Regions from separate parts of the Homo sapiens genome. Here region 2 is linked to region 1. A link is a loop called in an ENCODE intact Hi-C map of the cell type or tissue named here. Cell type or tissue: heart right ventricle. All regions are shown on one strand. Links, peaks and the distances in the headings refer to the core of each region. The heading gives the core; the rest is flanking DNA. Region 1 overlaps UNC5B (unc-5 netrin receptor B). Region 2 has its middle 15 kb from the start of PCBD1.

Region 1 (8,964 bases), core at 439-8,438:
GTGATTCCCATGCCTGGGATGGAAATTCCTGCTATCCATCTCAGCCGGGTCCACTTCCGGTCAGCCCTGTTGCCCAGGGCGGAGACCTCAGAGGGAGGCTGCTGTGGTCTGGTAGGGAAGGCCTTGAAACCCCCACCGCTGGCTTTTGTCCACAGGCCTGGGACCCCCAGGCTTCCACCAGGGGTGGGCATCTGTAGCCATGCAGGGCTGTGTGTCTCCAGGGCTGACTGGCTCAGGACAGGGAGGGGAGGAGTCAGGCGGGAGGTGAGGACAGAGAAACGCCCCACGCTGGGCACATTTATCATCAGCAATCACAGTCTTTCTCTAGCCCCTGGACACCGGCTAATTCTCCCCAGACTTGACCTCCCACTGCATGGAAAATCTCTCCCATTCACTGCGTGGCTGATGTGCTCAGTGGGGAGTGGGGAGAGTTGGGGGAGAGGAGCCAATTTATTATTATGTTTTAAAAACACACAACCTCACATGGAAGGACCCCTCCCTGGACACAAAGCTCTTCCTCCATCTGGCCCTGGCTCCTTGCGGCTGTGGGGTTCAGGCAGGGGCCCCCTCGGAGGCGGTCACAATGGCCGTTACCGATGACAAATGGGGGCTGGCGGGCTCGGGGGACGCCAAGTCATTCCTAACAAAGGTGGCTCCTCACGCAGCCCTCTTCCCACACCCTCTGCACCCATCTGTGCCCTGACATCACTTCCTCTGCTGTCACAGGAAGCGGCTTCGCCAAGGTGGCCAGCTGGGGCAGGGGCCTGCATCCTGAAGGGGGTGTCCATCTGCTCCTGTGAAACGTCTCCCTCGAAGGACTGTGAGGCAGGTGAAGAAGTGGATGGGAGGCTGGGGTCGAGGCCCCAGGGCAGGTGCAGTGCTGGGATGAGCCCGGGCCTGGCTATGGGGGCCACGCTGCTTACAGAGCTGGAAAGGGCACTAGAGTCACTGGGTCACTGGCCACCCTGACTTCCACCCCCAAGGCCCTCCCTCCAGACCCTTCCTCTGGCTTTGGGTTCCTTTGGCTCAGTCTTGGGGCTAATTTTTGGTTCCTTTTCCAAGTTTCAGGTCCGATGGGGTCACTGTGATGGAGGCCTGGGCCCTGAGGAGGGGATATTCTGTTTCCCCTTCTTCTCCCAGACAAGGAGCTCAAAGCCCTTTCATCCATGCTCCTGCAGATAATAAGCATATTCCCACCACCTGGCACTGAAAATCCTGTGTGTTCCAACGAGACAGCGCACATTATTGTCAACACAATGACCCTGCGAAGCTGTTCCATTTTACAGATGCGAAAACGAGGCAGAAGAGTGAAAGGGCGTGTTCGAGGTCACAGCCACCAAAACCCAGCAGGGACAGCTATTGTTCTGTCCTCTCAGGAGCTCCCTAGCTTGCTGGAGGGGACGGGGTCTCAGCTTCCTGACTCCAGCACTTGGCTTCCCTTGCTCTGTGGACCTGCCCCTCCCAAACCGAGATCCAGGAGTAAGGCCTGGGGCCAGCCTGGCCCCCCACTCAGTGACAGGTGGCAAGCCCCCTCAGACACACACATGCCCAGCCAGGTTACATCCACAGCTATCTCTGGGGACACCCTGAGAGCCCCACCCAGGCTGGGACCACAGTGCCTTTCTCAGGGTGGGCCTTTGTTAATGCTGCTGTCCCCCTAAGGCAATGGCAGGCTCCCCACCTGTGACTCAGACCTGCTATTTTATAGGTCACCTCTCCCTGACCCAGGGTTGGCATGGGGTGAGTTTGAGCTGCAATCTTAGACTCCGCCAAGCACCCAGTTGTTCAGGTCCCATCTGGGAGGATGCCTGGTGGCTCCCTTTCCTTCACCCCACTTCCAGTCCGTGCTGCTGGAGGGACCTGGTGCTGCTAGATGAACCTGGAAGATGTGCCTCACACTGCACGACCACCCCCACCACCCGCTGCAGTCTCCAAGCCCAGGTCTTCCCGCCTGGACCCTTCCTCTCTCTGGGCTCCCTACCTTTCCTTTTGCCCCTAAAATCCACTTTCCTCTTAACACCAGAGTGATCTCATAAGAGAGAAACCCTGCCCTCTAGTGGTGTACAGCCTCCTGCGGCTTCTCTGTGACCCTGGAGAAAGTCCTAAGCTACCCAGAACCCTCTAACTTCATGGACTCACCAGTCTTCCCTCCCTCCCTCCCTGCCTCCCACCCTCCCTCCCTCCCTCCCTCCCTCCCTCCCTTCCGCAGAGTCTCATTCTGTCACCCAGGCTGGAGTGCAGCGGCATGATCTCAGCTCACTGCAACCTCCGCCTCCTGGGTTCTCCTGCATCAGCCTCCCAAGTATCTGAGATTACAGGCACATACCACCACGCCCAGCTAATTTTTGTGTCTTTAGTAGACACGGGGTTTCACCATGTTGCCCAGGCTGGTCTCGAACTCCTGACCTCAGGTGATCCACCTGCCTTGGCTTCCCAAAGTGCTGGGATTACAGGCGTGAGCCACTGCACCCGGCCAACTCACCTATCTTTCACTGTGCTCCAAGCCCCACCAGGCGTGTTTTCCTGGGACATGCCTTGCTTGTTCTAGCCTCAGCGCCTCTGCTGGTCTCTTGTTTTGGAGCGCCTCCCCCAACCCCTCCCACACACACATATTCTCTTGGCTGACTCTTTGTCATTGAGATCCCAACTCAAATGCCACCTCTCCAGTGAGGCCTTCCCTGACCACCCAGTGAAAATGCACCATTCTCTTTCCTCCCTGTGCTATCTCCCCAATGCCTTTTTTTTTCTCTTGGCAGGCTCACCTCCCTCTGGAATGACCTGCTTTGTGTATGTGTTTGTAAGCTTGCTGTCTGTTTCTGGACAGAAAGGAACTTGCCTTTCTGGAAGGCAAGTTCCTTGAGGGCCTGGGAATCTTGTTTGCGGTGTAGATGGGCCCACTGGGGACACAGGACAAGCACTGGGGTGGCAGGTGGAGGGGGAGGGAGCAGTCAGAGGGGGTTTGGGCAGCAGGAGCGGGTAGGAGGGCTGACCTGGGCTACAGGAGCCCATCCCTTGGGAAATTCCATGCTGCAGGACTCCACTAACTGATGGAACTTCACAGACCATCTAATCACTGCCCTCAAGGATGGAGACCAGAGAGGGTGTGGTCTGGCTCCAGATCACACAGCACCTGAGCAGCAGAGCCAGAAAGAGAAACTGTGCACCAGACTCCCAGGAAAGGAGAAGTTGTGGGGGGGGGACTTCATTTTTCTAAACTTTTTTTTTAATTGAAAACAGATGTTTGGGTTTATTCTGATTACAAAGGTAGTAGCCTCACTGTAAACAATCTAGAAAAAAAAAAGATGAAAATAAAAGCCGCCCCATTCCCACCCCAGCTGAGTTACACTGGATGTTGATCCTCTCTGACTTTTTTAGATGCATGAATATTTAGTTACCTAAATCTGGTCTCACCATGTAAGTTGCATATCCCATGCTTTCCCTTAAAGGCTATTGACTGAGGACTTTTGAATCATAAGCAGAACACGCTGGGCATCTCTCTCTGTCTCCCCCCACCAGCCCCCGCACGGTCACACGTGTCAGACGGGTGAGGGCCAGCTGGGCTGCCTGCTCCTGCCACGCGTTTCAGGTTGCTGGAGGAGCTGAAGGACGCAGAGCTGGCACGGGGAGTGAGGCTGGCAATGCTGTCAAGTTGGCTGTGTGTTTGGGTTCTGGGCAGGAAGATGCCCAGTGTCCTGTCACTTTCTCCCAGAAAAGTCCAAAATGCCTTGGTACAGTCTTGGGTCTAGGGGCTGCCCGGACGAGGCCAGACAGGACAGTGCTTACATCCCCATGCCGCCCTGAAAGCCCAGGGTTAAGGCTGTTCTTAGAGCACCAAGGGCACACAAATTTCCCCCGTCTCCCTCAGCGCCACGCTCTAGAACCGAACAACCCTTCCTCGCAAAGGGGAGGCAACTGCCAAACACATTTCCAAGTGGAAAAACTGCTGCAGTCCTTGCCTGTTGCCTGCTGTCAGCACCACCACCAGGAGGCAGCTCAGATCCTGGGCTATGGGGCCTTCAAAACTGCATCCAAGCCCTTCACCTCCAGTCGGGGACCCTTCACCTCCAGCTGGGGACCCTTCATCTCCAGCTGGGGACCCTGAGGCCAGACAGGGGCAATGACTTGTGCAAGGGCAAACAAACAGTCTGTGGCTGCAGCGTCACTCCTATCTTGGCATCACACTGGCATAAAAGAAGTCACAGAAAGGACAGAGAAAAAGGAGTGGCCAGACTCTGGCCTTTGCCAATCTGTGAAATGGGCATGAGAAGGAGAGGGCAAATGGGCGAGATAAACAGAGGTAGAGATGGTGCCACGAGGAGAGGGAGAAAGAGCCCCTGAGAGCGCCTGGCAGTAAGGGGTGAATAGAAGGGGTCCTTGGAACTGGGTAGGGGTTTCCCCTTGGATTTTCCTGAATGTGGAAGCCACTTGGATTCCTGCTCAGTCCCCAGGGGTGAGGGAGGAAGGCAGCCATCTCTGGCCTCCATTCCCAAGGCAGGACTGGGGCTCAGGTTCCATGGGCCCCGGGGAGGCCAGGCCTTGTAGACTCAGAGTCCCAGGAACATCCTGGGGACCTCAGAGGAGTAGTAACTTGCCTCAGATCACACAGCAGTTAGGAGGCCAAGCCAGGACTGGAATGTGGGCATCCTGGCATGCAGGCCATGGTTCCTGTGTTTGCCTCTCTGGTCCCAGTGCTGGGAAAGACCCCGGCCCTGGGTTTGGGTGAGCAGCTGAGTTGTCAGCTGGTGAGATATGGGGAGACAGGTGGCACTGGCCAAAGGGAAGGCCTGTGTGGCTGCACAGATGCACTTCAAGGGAGGCAGATGGTGAGCAAGCACTCACTCCCATTCATTCATTCATTCATTCACTCATTCATCAAACACTTCCTGGGGGCCTCCTCTTGACCATGCCTGTGGTGAGGCTCAGAGAGCAATAACCAAGCTTCAGTTCCACAAGTGGGAAGCTCACAGCAAATTTTCAAGGTTAAGAATCCAGACATCGAGACTTCTTAGACCAGTGCCCAGTCTGCCTCCAGCCTACCCCCATAGCCATGTAATGGTCCCTTTGCCTGCCCACCCACCATCAGTGCAGAAATCACTCCATAGCTCTTTCAGTAGCTGTCTCCTCCTCGGCCAAGGAATCAGCTCACTTTCTCTAGGAAGCAGGCTTTAACTACTTCCAACTTGATGACTATAGGGATTTTTCAATCTCCAGGCTCTTATAATCCCATGCGCTTCTTGAGGTGAAATGCGTTGGTGCTGTCAGTGACTCACAAGACAACCCCTGGGCAGCCACTTCCCTCTGGGCCTCAATTTTCCTTTCTGAGAAATGGGACCACTTTTACTTGCTTTGACTGACAGGGCTGTTGGAAACACCAAAGTCAGAAGTACAAAAATATTTTGCCAGCTGGGCAGCCCTATGCACTAGCTAATTTCTATTACAGGAGTCCCCGTATCTGTGGGGGATACGTTCCAAGACCCCCCGTGGATGCCTGAAAACTTGAATAGTACCAAGCTCTAGACAGATGATTTTTTTTTCGATCTGATAATGGAGACAGCCACTGAGTGACTAAGTGACGGATGGTGTATACAGTGTGGACACCCTGGACAAAGGGATGGTTCACATCCTGGGCAGGATGGAGTGAGACAGTGGGAGATTCCATCATGCTACTCAGAATCACACACAATTTAAAATGTGTGAACTGCTGATTTCTGGAATGTTCTGTTTAATATTTTGGTGTCACAGTTGGCCATGGGTAACTGAAACTGTGGACAGGGAGACCTCGAGTAAGGGGGGAATATTGTACTCCATTCTCAGGAAAAAACAGTGAGTGGACCTTCCAGGCTGCCAGGGTCCCGGCGAGCCCCACACCTCACCTCCACCCCTGCCCCAGCCTCCCAGCTGCTGCCTTGGCCCACTCTGTGATGACACAGAGCTGCAAAAGGCTGATGCAAGCTAGAAGGAGGGAATGAAACAGACTCGTGTGGGGCGGATGGAGTGCCGTCTCCAGCCCCGAGGGACGCCCGTCCCTGCTCCCGCCTGCTTGTTTGCACCTGCTGATGTAATCGCTGGGCCGCCTTGGCTCAGGGCTCGGCCCGCTCCCCATGTCCTCTGAGTGAGCAGCAGAGGAAGGGTGCAAGGGCCAGAGGGCAGGCATCCAGCTGAGGACACCGTGAGAGGGCTCCTCCAGGAGGGGCACCAGGAAGCGGGGAGGGTGAAGGGGAGCAAAAAGCCCAAAACCTGCAGGAGGTTAGCCAAGGAGAAGGCGCTCTGGAGTGCGTGGGACCTGCTTCAATCCCATCCTGCCCCCATTTGCTGGGGGAACCACCCCCTGCCTCTGAGCCTGGTTCCCCTCACAGCTGCAGGATCTCATGAAATGAGCCTGGTACATGTCAGGCACTAAGTTTGTCAGTTCCCTTCTAGGGATTTCTTGAGGAGGGATAAGGAAGTATGAGGTAGGGGTGAAAAAAGAAAGGATAGAAGCACGGCCTAGTGACAGGAAATACCAGAACACTTTTGGGCCACCAGTTCAGTGGGTGACTCTGGGCCCTAGTCTTAGCTCCTGGGACCTCGGTTTGTTTCTCTGTAGAATAGGTGCACCTTCACCGTTCCCACCTCACAGAGATAGCTAGAGGCCAGAGGTGTGAAAGAAAGTGTGGCATCACACTAAGGCATGTGGCCAGCATGGGGGACCTGGGGACAGCCAGCAGTGGGGGTGGGGTGGTGCCTCACCAAGAGCCTGGGGTTCCCAGAGGCTGGGCAGGCCCTTACCAAGCAGTGGAAGCACAGGGAAGGTGGAGCCCGTCCACTGTGCTCGCTGCCCGGCTGGCCCAGAGCCTCTCCTTAGGGAGGAAGAGGAGCGCACGGCTCCCCTGAGGCCTCCAATCACCATTGAAAACACACGGGTGGAGGGGAAGAGAGCAAAGACATGTTCCTGGAAGCTGCCAGGCCACAGCATGCAGCTGAAGCCCCCATGAGCCCAGGGTCTGGGGATCGCCACATCACCAGACCGTCATTCTCAGAGCTGGTTTCCCTGAGAAAGCGGCGGAGAAAAGTTCTTAGTTCACGCGTCTCTTTGGTTGGCATCATAAGCTCAGGGAAGACAGGGAGCCCCTGCTAGACAGGGCAGGCCAGGTGGGGAGGAAATGTCCATCCCAGACACCCCTGATGCCCTCAGCCTGCAAGGGTTACCTCTGTTACCCGGGCCCCCAGTCCCGCCAGGTTGCCCTAGAGGGGAAGCTTCACCCCAGCTGGGATTAAACGGCTTCCCTGGCCACAAAGAACCACCTTTCCCTTTAGTACCTCTTCAGTGCTAGCAGGTAATTCAGGTAATGAGTTAACAGCTACCATTTACAGTGCTAACTAGCTCTCAGGTTCTGCGCCAAGTACTTGGAATAATTATCTAACTGAACCCTCCCCGCAACTCTTTCTGGTAGGTATTCTTATCATTAGCCCCAGTTTGCAGGCACAGGGAGATTAAGTTACTTGTCTAATGTCACAGAGCAGGGTTGTCAGCATTTGAATCTGGGTCTCTTTGACTTTAAGCCCATACTCTTTTTTTTTTTTTTTTTTTTATAGAGACAGGGGTCTCACTATGTTGCCCAGGCTGGTCCCAAACTCCTGGGCTCCAGCAATCCTCCTATTTCGGCTTCCCAAAGTGCTGGGATTACAGGTACGAGCCATGGCGCCCGGCCAAGTCCATCCTCTTTAACCTTGGTGCCAGTGGTACTCAAACCATGGCCTGCACCAGGACCACCTGGAGTGCTCGCTAAAACCCAGGCTCCTGCCCCCAAGTTCTGATTCAGTCGGTGTGGGGTGGGCCTTGAGAATGTACATTTCTAAGAAATGTCTAGGTGCTGCCGCCAGTCCACACACGGCTCTATGCTCTCTTGCCTCCCGACAGAAATATCAAACGCTTAGTGCACATAATGGTGCTTAACATATGTCAGCTTCCTTTTCCTTAACACTTCTATGATTCAGCTGGAGACTTTTCAAAAGGAGCTGAAGGAATTACACAGCAGCATGGTGCCAGGCTTTCGCTATCTGAGCCGGAATCAGGACCTGCTGTGTGGCAATAACAATAAATGATGGCCATCACCTGTGTTCCTGCAAATTCGCCTCTCTGGGCCTCCATTTCCTTCTCTGCAGAATGGGGTAATAGTATTTCTAGCATGGATTAGACATGTTAATACACGCAATGAGCTTAGAGGAGTGCTGGGCATGTTAAAAAGACTTAATGAACAAAAGCGGCATTCTTGTTTTTATTATTACCATTGCTAATACCTATATCTTCTACATTATTTCATTTAATTGTTGCAGCAATCTTATGAGGTTGGTATCAATAGCCATCTCTATTGTTTATCTAAAGTTGTACAAAGTCAGACAGTTACTAAGTGGCAGAGGAAAGATTCTAAGCCAGGTTTGCCACCCCAATGGCAGGAACTATCCACCATTAGCAAATAGGGATGCCCATTCTGACTGCTTCCTCTGGAAAGGATAAAGAGTTATTTTCTTATATTTCCAGCAATTTCTTCTAGTTCAACATTCCCCATTCCCTGCCACCCATTTAGCTCAGAGTACATCAATATCACTGGTGAAGGAAGAATGTCTCAAATGGGGCAACCAGAAGCTGTGTCAGCCACCAATGCTTGGTGACTTTGGGCAGCTAGACTCCCTCCCTGTCTGTCTGTTTGTCCCCTGGTACCTTACTGGGCACCCCTGTGGCTCAAGGACTGGCTTGGTGTTGGCTAGCCCAGCCCCTGGGAGAGGGGATGGTCATTTGCTTCTCCTGAGAAGCCCTGCCCCCAAGTCCTCTGGGATTCCAAGTTCAAAACAATAGAGGCTTCAGGTTGCCCTTGATGTAAAGGTTTAGTAGGTGGCTAATTTTAGCTGAGAAATACTCGGCATTTTCCCAGCCGCTGTCACTGCCGCACTCCGTGTTGGACAAATGGCCTTGGTTTTCCTCTC
Region 2 (8,964 bases), core at 348-8,347, 360 kb after region 1:
TGGGCCCTGTGGAAGGGCTGCAGAATAATAACCCCACCCAAGGCCGCACATGGCTGGCTCCCTGCACCCAGGATCTGGGCACTCCCACCTGGCAGGGTGGGGACAGATGAGAAATAGAGGCTCAGAGAGTCCACGACATGCTACTGACTCCTGGGCACCGCCAAGAGGTTGTGGCCACAGAGACGACCCACCGTGGGATTCCCCAGGCTTGGGGTTAAAGTACAATGGGCACCTCCCTGTGCCGACACCAAGCTTCCAGCAGGACAGAGAAGAAAGGGGGAGTGGGCAAGTCAGAAGGTGATTTGAAGTCACACATCCCGTAATGCCTCCCCACCTTCCTGCACTGACAGCCCTGGTGGGGTAACTGAGGCCCAGAGAGGGAACGCTATCTGCCCAGGTGCTCAGGACAGCGAGCAGCAGAAGTGGGCACTGAGAACCAGGAGAACCTTTGGTTCCCAGCCGCACCCATCCTTACCTGGCTGGGTGTCCAGGCTAGACACCTCCTTCCTGGGGCTCCAGCTCTCATCATCCCCTGCCCTTCCTGCCTCCCTTCTGGGCACATCCACGGAAGAACTAATTCGTGGTTGGTTTGTAGAGGCAAAACCCCACATAAACATACACAGAGCGTTATGAGCTAAGAGGAAGCCCTGCTTGGAGCCGCCGTGTGCTGACATGGCTGCTCTCCATGCCCAGCTTCGGGGGGTCATTACTTTTGTCAGCAGACAGCATGATTATTGGATGGTGTTAATAATCTCTTATGTTTATAGATGGCCTTTCTTCTAAGGTTCTTAAAGCTCTTCCACATTTAACTTCCCCTTGTTGCCAGGAGGTCGATACCACAGCAGAGAGAAGCATTTATCTCCATGTTTTTATGAGGCCCAGAGAGGGTTGGCCATCTGCCCAGGGCTACACAGCAGATCAGCAACATAACTGGAATTAGTATTCTGGGGCCCAGGAAGGACCACCTTCTGGACATTCTCTCTGGCCATCTCAGGACAGGCCCACCCTTACACTTGTCCAGGGTTTTTATCCAGGTTTGACTCCATTTGATGAGGCAGGGCTGTTGGAATTATCACCACTGTGCAGGCTCAGAGAAGTGAAGTGACTTACCGAAGATCACACAGCAATGAGCAGATTGAGGACTCAAATCCAGGTCTCTGGACTCCCCATCCAGTGCTCTAACCAGGGCAGCAGCTACCCCCAACCACCCCAAAGCTGAGTTGGAGAGGCTCCAGAAGGAGCACTGAGGTGAGCCCAGTACCTAACAGGAGGAGGGAGACTTTGTCCTGTTACACCTGCCTGCAGGGAAATGGGGATGGGGCAGAGCCAAGGCCACTGTCCTCTGGGATCCCAGGCTGGGGCAGCCACGGTGGCCATCTCTCTCCCTTGGCCCACAGGTGGTTGGAAAGGAGGAGAGTAAGAAGAAACAGGATGGTCCCCATGGACAGGAAATCTCGGTGGGTTCATGGACACAGCAGACCCCTCCTCTCTCTGTGCTCCCACCCCTTCCACTGTCATGTGAGGATGGGGCTGGACACGGTGAGATCTAAAGTGCCCTCTGGCTCTGAGGTAGCTGAGATCTCCGAGAGTCAGGGTCTGCCAGCAGAGTCCAAACCACCAGAGCCCCTCTAGGCATCTTGGGCCAGGGAGCCCCGTCCAGCCCTCATTTGTCTCAGTGCTTACTGCGGAGTGAGGGGCCCAGGCGGGCAGGATGCAGGAAGAGGACAGCAGCAGACTCCAGCCCTGGCCCACCTCACCCCCAGCTGGCAGTGACCTTGGGCAAGTCCTTCACTCTCTGGCTGTCTGTCTCCTCCTCTAGAGAATAAGCGAATCTCCCTAGTGGGCCTTCTGGCCCCCGGGTGGCTATGATTCCCTGTGGCTCCCACAGGGGCAGCCCTTGCAGTTCGGGCTGGTTTGCGGTGTACAGGAATCTGATTCCGACATTGAGAAGCATTGATTGCTGGGCCTCTTCGGGGGCCACTGGGCCACAAAGAGAGACCAATTAGGCCGTGTCCATCTTCCTTCAAAGCCACAGGGGCCAGAGCTCCCACCCGGGGTGCCCAGGCCTTGGGAGGCTCAGGTGGGAAAGGCTGCTCCTCCCAGGCCCCAGTAAAGATGAACAGGCCTGCCGGGAGTGGAGGGGAGGTGGAAGGCGGGCAGGGCTGGAGACTAATGGAACTATTCAGGGGGCAGGAGCTGGAGAGGAAGACGTGCTTGATTCTCAAGAAAGATGAGGGAAGTGGCTGAGGCGGGGAGGGCGATCCCAAGGCTGCCTCTCGGAAACCTGCTCCCGGGCTCCACAGGGCTGCAGCCGAGGGTGGAGCTCCCCCACCTCAGCCCTCACGTCGAAGCAGGTGCCAAGTTCTGTGGGCACTGCCTCCGTACCAGCTCTGCACAGGTGTCTTCTCCCATTCTGTGGCCCCCAGGCTGCAGGAGGCCGTGCTTCGGAGCTGCGGGACCACCCAGCCTGTTTGAAGCCCAGTGCTGCAACTTTGCTCTGTTATTTCTGCTATGTCACTCTGAGCGATTTAGTCTCTCTGAGCCATAGTCTCTTTGTCTGTAAAAGGGGGAGATAATAGAATCGCCTTCGTGGGGCATTTGTGAGGATTAATTAAGACTGTGTGCAGAGTGTCTGGCACTTGGTAAGCTTTCCACACCTCCTCCCTCCACAGCTCAGGCTTAGCTAAGTCCACGTCCCCACTGCTTCTCCCCCAGACCCTCATCAAAGTTTCCTGCTGACGCCCTGCCTCACCCCTTCTCCCCCAGCTTCCTCCTCCACTCCCTGCCAGGGCAACCCTCCTGCAATGCCAATCTGAACCTGGCCATTCCTGGGCTTGAAATCTGTCAGTCCTGGTATGGCATGAAGTGAAAGAATGACATGCATAGGCTGGGCGCGGTGGCTCACGCCTGTAATCCCAGCACTTTGGGAGGCCGAGGCGGGAGGATCACGAGGTCAGGAGATCAAGACCATCCTGGCTAACGTGGTGAAACCCCGTCTGTACTAAAAATACAAAAAATTAGCCGGGGGTAGTAGCAGGTGCCTGTAGTCCCAGCTACTCGTGAGGCGTGAACCTGGGAGGTGGAGCTTGCAGTGAGCCGATATTGTGCCACTGCACTCCAGCCTGGGTGACAGAGAGAGACTCCATCTCAAAAAAAAAAAACAAGAAAAAACAATGGTGTGCACATTGTTCAGGTGTTATCATAGTAGTGCAAGCCTGTGTTTTTAAAGAGTCTCTCATTTTTAGAGATATACACTGAAATATTTAAATATAAAATGCTATGTGATTTGCTTCAGAATAATCTGAGGGTGGGAAGGAGTGGGCGGCCGAGACCAGCCTGGAAACTTCCTGGTGGAGCTGGCTGGTGCGTCTGTGGGGATCGTTATGCCAGTCTCCCTTCTTTGGTATGTTTAACAATTTCTATCTATAAAAGGTTTGTACAAATGTGGAGGGAGAATGGATGAGAAGCTGGTAGATCTCTGTTGGTGCCAGGTGCTGGGTACATGGGGGTCCATGAACTCTTCTCTGTACTTGGTGCCTATTTGATAGTTTTCATAAGAAATTTTTTTTTTGTTTTTTAAAAAGGAAATTCTGTCTGTTCTCCCTGCTGCACCAGAATGGAGTTCATGCATGTGGCTCCAGGGCCCCCCACGAGCCATGGCCAGTCACCCCAGCCCCTTGCACCCTGTGCTCTAGGATCCAGGACATAGCCAGCAACCAGACATGCCCGCGGTCACACCTCCATGCCGCTTGCTGTGCCCCCTCAGAGTGGCACACCTCACAACCCTGTCAGCCGAGAAGGCAACTTCTTCTCTTGCTTCAGCTTAAGAGTTGCCTCCTCTAGGGAGCTGGTCCTCATTTTCCTCCGGCCTCCCCCTAGGCAGAGCTGCCCACTGCCTCCTTGAAACCCCCACAATCCCTTCGGCCTGGGACACTGCGGACACAGGCTGCAAGGGGTGGGGCTCGTCTTAGTGCACCCAGGTCCCAGCACGGGGCCTGAAGCTCAGTACCTGTCCACTGAGGATTGAAAGGTCTCACCTAACTCAGGACTGAACCTTGACTGAGCCCCCCACAGAATGGGTCTCGTTTCCTGAGGTGGCCCTGCCCCCTTCTGGTGGACAGAAGTGTTGCAGGGAAGGCGGAAAGCAAGTTGGGCCAAGTCCAAGTCTACTTCCTTCATGGAGCAGAGCTGGGAACTGGGCTCCCCAGGGGAACCTACACAGAACCATGCAGAGCCTGTCGCCATGAGCCTCTCCAACCTCTTCAGTGCTCTCAGGTCTTCACTTAGAGGAGCACGCCACAACCTCGCAGACTGGCTGGCCTTTGCTCAGCCACCTTCTCTGCCCGGGTGCCCATCCGGGTCATCCCCCCCGCCCAATCTTGCCTCTGCCTGGCCAGCTCCTAATGAATCTTCAAGCTTACTCTAAGCACCCCCTCCAATGTGAGTGCTTCCCATGTGTAGAGTTGTTGTCACTCCACTGCAGCCTGGCCTCACGGCCTCTGTTAGAGCACTTGTCACCTGTAGCATTGGTGTGATCATCTCCTTCCCTAGATCAGAAGGTCCCTGAGAGAAGACACTGGTTCTCAGCATGGCAGGGACACACTAAGAACTGAAGTCATGTGTTGAGTCTCTACCACTATTGCCAAAAGCTCCTTCTGCCCTTCTCTGACGGGAAGGCAGTCTGGCCCATCAGAGAGGAAGAGGTGGCAGGTTCTGCCTCCCTAAGGAGGAAACTGGAACTTACCATTTCTGATGTCTAGACCTGTGCTGCCCAATAGGGTAGCCACTAGTGACTTGTGGCCACTAAGAACCTGAAATATGCCCTGTGACTGAGGAATTTATTTTGATATTTTATTTAATTTCAATTCATTTTAATTTACATTTAAACACTGATAAACAATTTGACATGTAAATCTACTTTTTCAACCATAAATTTTACGAAAAATAAATGCGGATCAAGTGTTTCCAATAAAAATTTAGTGTTCAAATTAAGGTGTGCCATAGGGTAAAATACATAGTGGATTCTGAAGACTTATATGAAAAAAGAGAATGTAACAGCTCAATTTTATATCAATTACTTGTTGAAATCATAACATTTTGGATATATTGGGATTAAATAACATGCAGTAAATTAAAAGCAATTTCATATATTTCTCTTTACTCTTTAAGAATGTAGCTATCTGGCCAGTCGCGGTGGCTCATGCCTGTAATCCCAGCACTTTGGGAGGCCAAGGTGGGTGGATCACCTGAGGTCGGGAGTTCGGGACCAGCCTGACCAACATGGAGAAACCCTGTCTCTACTAAAAATACAAAATTAGCCAGGGCTGGTGGCGCATGCCTGTAATCCCAGCTACTCAGGAGGCCTAGGCAGGAGAATCGCTGGAATGCAGGAGGCGGAGGTTGCAGTGAGCCGAGATTGTGTCATTGCACCTCAGCCTGGGAACAAGAGTGAAACTCCATGTCAAAAAAAAAAAGTAGCTATCGGGAAGTGTAAACTCACATGCGGAGCCTGCATTTGTGGTTCCCATTATATTTCTATTGGCCAGTGCTACAGTGGACCAGGGCCCCACCCTCAGGACTATTGGTATTTGGGGCTGAACAGCTCTTCCTTGTGAGGGGCTGTCCCATGCACTATAGGATGTTCAGCAGCTTCCTTGGTTGGCACTCACTAGATGACAGCAGCACTGCCATCCCCAGTGTGACAACCAAACCTTGCCAACTGTCCCCTGGGGGAAAAAATTCACTACCACCCTGATGGAAAGCCACCACTCTGGGCCCTTCTGATGGGCAATCATCACAGCCCCCTGTGAGAGATGGGTGGAAACAGCCGGGGGTGCAGGGAGGGGACCAGCAGCCCTGGGCAGTTCTGTGGGCCCAGGAAGGGGACCAGAGGGGCCAGTTTCAAGGTTCATGAGGCAGGAGCCTGACCCTGCTGTCCTGATCTACGGGCTGTGGGGCAGATGCCCTGGGAGAACTGCCGAGAGGGCCCCTGAGGAGCAGTCTTGGTTGCCGAGGGATAGGGGCCCTCCCTGGGGGCACCTGCATAGAAGGCTGGCAGCTCAGGGAGCTGCCACCCCTGGGCAGGAGCCTGGGAGACTTTCCCTGAGCAGAAGCACAACAGGACCTGATGGCGGCACCCTGCGCGGCAAAGGCAAGGACAGCAGTGGGGAGAGGCGGCGTGGCTCTGGGTTCCTTGAGAGTGGAAGCCCTCCTTTGGGATCGGGCAAACCCTAGGGTTCATGAACCACTTAGGGAGGTGGGGTAGGAGGCGGGGTAGCCCCCCAAGTGTAGATTGTATATCCAGCCCATGGCGGGGCACGGGGGTTCTACCACATTCTAGTCTGAGGCGATTTAAGTAACATCATTTGCATCCCAAGGGTGTGGAGCACTTATCTCTGCAGCAATCATCGTGATCTCTCCCTCCCCACCTTCCCAGAACCTGACACAGCTTGGCAGGTAGAAACCAAAGTATAGTTGAGGAAGGAAAGGAAGGAGGGAGGGAAGGAAGGGAACTTGGCTTTGGTCGTTATGCAACTGGGAGATAGTGCATGAAGCAGACAGGCACCGGAATTGTGAATGTTAGAAGCTTAGAATGGGAAAGGATCTAAAGGCTGTCTTGTCCAAAGCTCTGAACCATATGCACGGCAGTCTCTACAGCAGCCCTAACAGGATCCGTGGATTCAATAGCGGCCATCAGGACTGCGGAGCTCCTTGCCCCTTCCCTGGAGGCCCATCCTGTGTGCGACAGCATGACTGGTTCAAAGTTTTTCTAATCCATTGACAAATATTAGAACTAAATAGAGAGTTTATCAGCATGACTGGAGACAAGATACCACATCAAAATCCACACTTCTCCTATATACCTGCAAAGGCCAATTAGAAATGTAATGAAGCAATCATCCCGTGCATAGCAGCCAACGCTGACTATAAAACACCTAAGAATAAACTGAACAAGACATGTCCAAGTCCTGCATGAGGAACACAGTAAAACTTTACTGAAGGGCATAGAGAAGGCCTGAATAAATGGGGTGATATATCACACTCCAAGATGGAAAGACCCGATAATATGAAGATGTCAATTCTTCCCAAATTAAATCTATAAATTCAATGCATTCACAATCAGAATCCTAAAGGGATTTTTATGGAACTTGACAAGCTGATTTTCAAGCTCATCTGAAAGAGTAAACAAGCAGGAATAGGCAAGAACATTTTGAAGAAGAAAAATGAGATTGGACTTGATGTACCAGATATCAAAATGAACTATAAAGCTAGAGAAATTAAAACAGGATGGAGTCGGTGGATCAAAGGAACAGAACAAAGAACCCAGAAACCAAGCTATGGGGATTATGGGAAATTAGTATATTACAAAAGTAGCATTTCCAATCAGTGGCGAAAGGATGGCCTATTCTTTGTATTTAAAAAATAGTATGAGATTATTGTTTATCTATTTGGAAATAAAATAATTGTTACTTTTCTTATTCTTATTATTTCTCACATCATAGCCAAAAGTAAATTCCAAAGAGATTAACAAATCTTTTACCAACTTTTTACCAACTGAAAAAGTACTAAGAGGCAATAGAGACACAGCTATTTGTTAATCTTGAGGTGAGAAAGTCCTTCCTAAGCAAGACATAAGTCTAGAAACTGTAAAGGAAAAGTCAGGCAGACTGGGCTATCTAAGAACTAAACATTTCTTTATGTCACTAAGCTAAAAAGTAAATGAGATTCGGAGAAAATATTTACAACATAGATAATCAACAAAGGGTTGTAATTCTACAAACCAATAACAAAAGGACAACCTTGAATTAAGAAAAAAAAAAACAGCAGGTTAGATGGGGAGGGAGGAGAGCCGAGTAAGCAAGCACGAACGAGCAGGTTATCACTCAGTCCTGCTGGGGACCCTCGGAGCGACGGTGTAAACACACCAGAATCCTTCCACCAAGGGATAAGGAAGTGGATACGTATCCACCAACCCCCATCCTACATTGGTTGAGAGTAGGGTATTAACTCCCTGTCATCTGCAGCCTGTCCAGCTTGTGGGCAGAGCATCTTCGATGGGCAGGGAGCCTCCCCAGGCAGAGAGGGCAAAGTCTTGCTCTTGAAGGTCATGTTCAGGGTGGGGTTGAGAGGATACAGGGGGCACTGCCAGACACTCAACATGAAATGTCTCATTTAATCATTACAACCTCCCACAAGGCTGCTATTGTTATTATCCCCATTTTACAGTTGAGGACACTGATATTGCAAAAGGTTAAGTAACTTGCTCAAGATCCCACAATTAAGCAAGCAGAAGAGCCAGACCTCAGGGCAGACGCTGCCTCCAGAGGCTGTGGTGACCTCCGCCTGGCGACCTGGGGTGGGTACAGAGCGGGGTGGCAGAGGGGATTTTTACCTTTCTCTTTATACCAACCATATGGGCCCACCCTTTTTTTTCTTTCTTTTTTTACTATCAGCACATGCTCCTTCTATGATTTGAAACAAAGCTTTTACAAACCTTTTTAGATCCTTAGCGTGGGACCTGGCAAAAGATTATACTACATAAATGTTAGCGTTTCAGGGTTGTCACTGTTGAACAATATTTCTTGAATACAGTTTACATGGTGCTGAGTAGCTATCTCAGCTCCCCGCAGAAATACACAAACATGAATTTGGGAAACATTTGTTGAGAAGGTATTAAGTGCAGGGCAGATTTCCAGATGCCCCAGGGGATTCAAAGATGTGTCATTCTTCACCCTTCAGGAGCAAGGGAAAAAGGAAATGAAGCACTGAGGAAAGAGACCTATAGGGTGGGCAGGAATCGGGCAGGTTCAGCAGTGAAGGCTCCCAGGCAGGAGTGGGATTCCTGGGAAGCAAATAAAGCCTGAGCCTCAGGGGTTTTCACCTGAATGGGTCCCACCCAGGAGCCAACATGGTCATATGTTTTTGCAAAATTTTCTAAAGAAAGATATTTTCAGTGTAGGCCCA

Evidence for each region. A loop is a pair of places that touch in the nucleus more often than their neighbours do. Peaks named below come from ENCODE experiments on the same cell type or tissue, not always from the same donor. Only the 100,000 strongest peaks of a DNase experiment are listed, where the experiment ranks them.
Region 2: it touches region 1 in a loop (4-fold over the local background); 15 of 110 quality-filtered maps call a loop at or near these places.

What each region holds. Positions count from the first base shown.
Region 1 is chr10:71,263,579-71,272,542 of GRCh38, reverse strand. The region is part of intron 1 of UNC5B (unc-5 netrin receptor B); the gene reads right to left. Among named protein-coding and RNA genes, the nearest start is that of UNC5B-AS1, 50 kb to the right of the region's middle. RefSeq lists enhancers at 1,100-1,819, 1,820-2,541, 2,417-2,711, 4,704-5,425, 5,617-6,610. In heart right ventricle, for the core only: CTCF peaks have their summits at 1,840, 2,042 (motif pointing left), 3,780 and 3,982 (motif pointing right); DNase peaks (open chromatin) are centred at 2,058, 2,601, 3,603 and 3,981; H3K27ac peaks cover 6,566 bases.
Region 2 is chr10:70,898,636-70,907,599 of GRCh38, reverse strand. No RefSeq gene overlaps it. Among named protein-coding and RNA genes, the nearest start is that of PCBD1, 15 kb to the right of the region's middle. RefSeq lists an enhancer at 3,438-3,986. In heart right ventricle, for the core only: a CTCF peak has its summit at 4,094 (motif pointing left); a DNase peak (open chromatin) is centred at 4,129.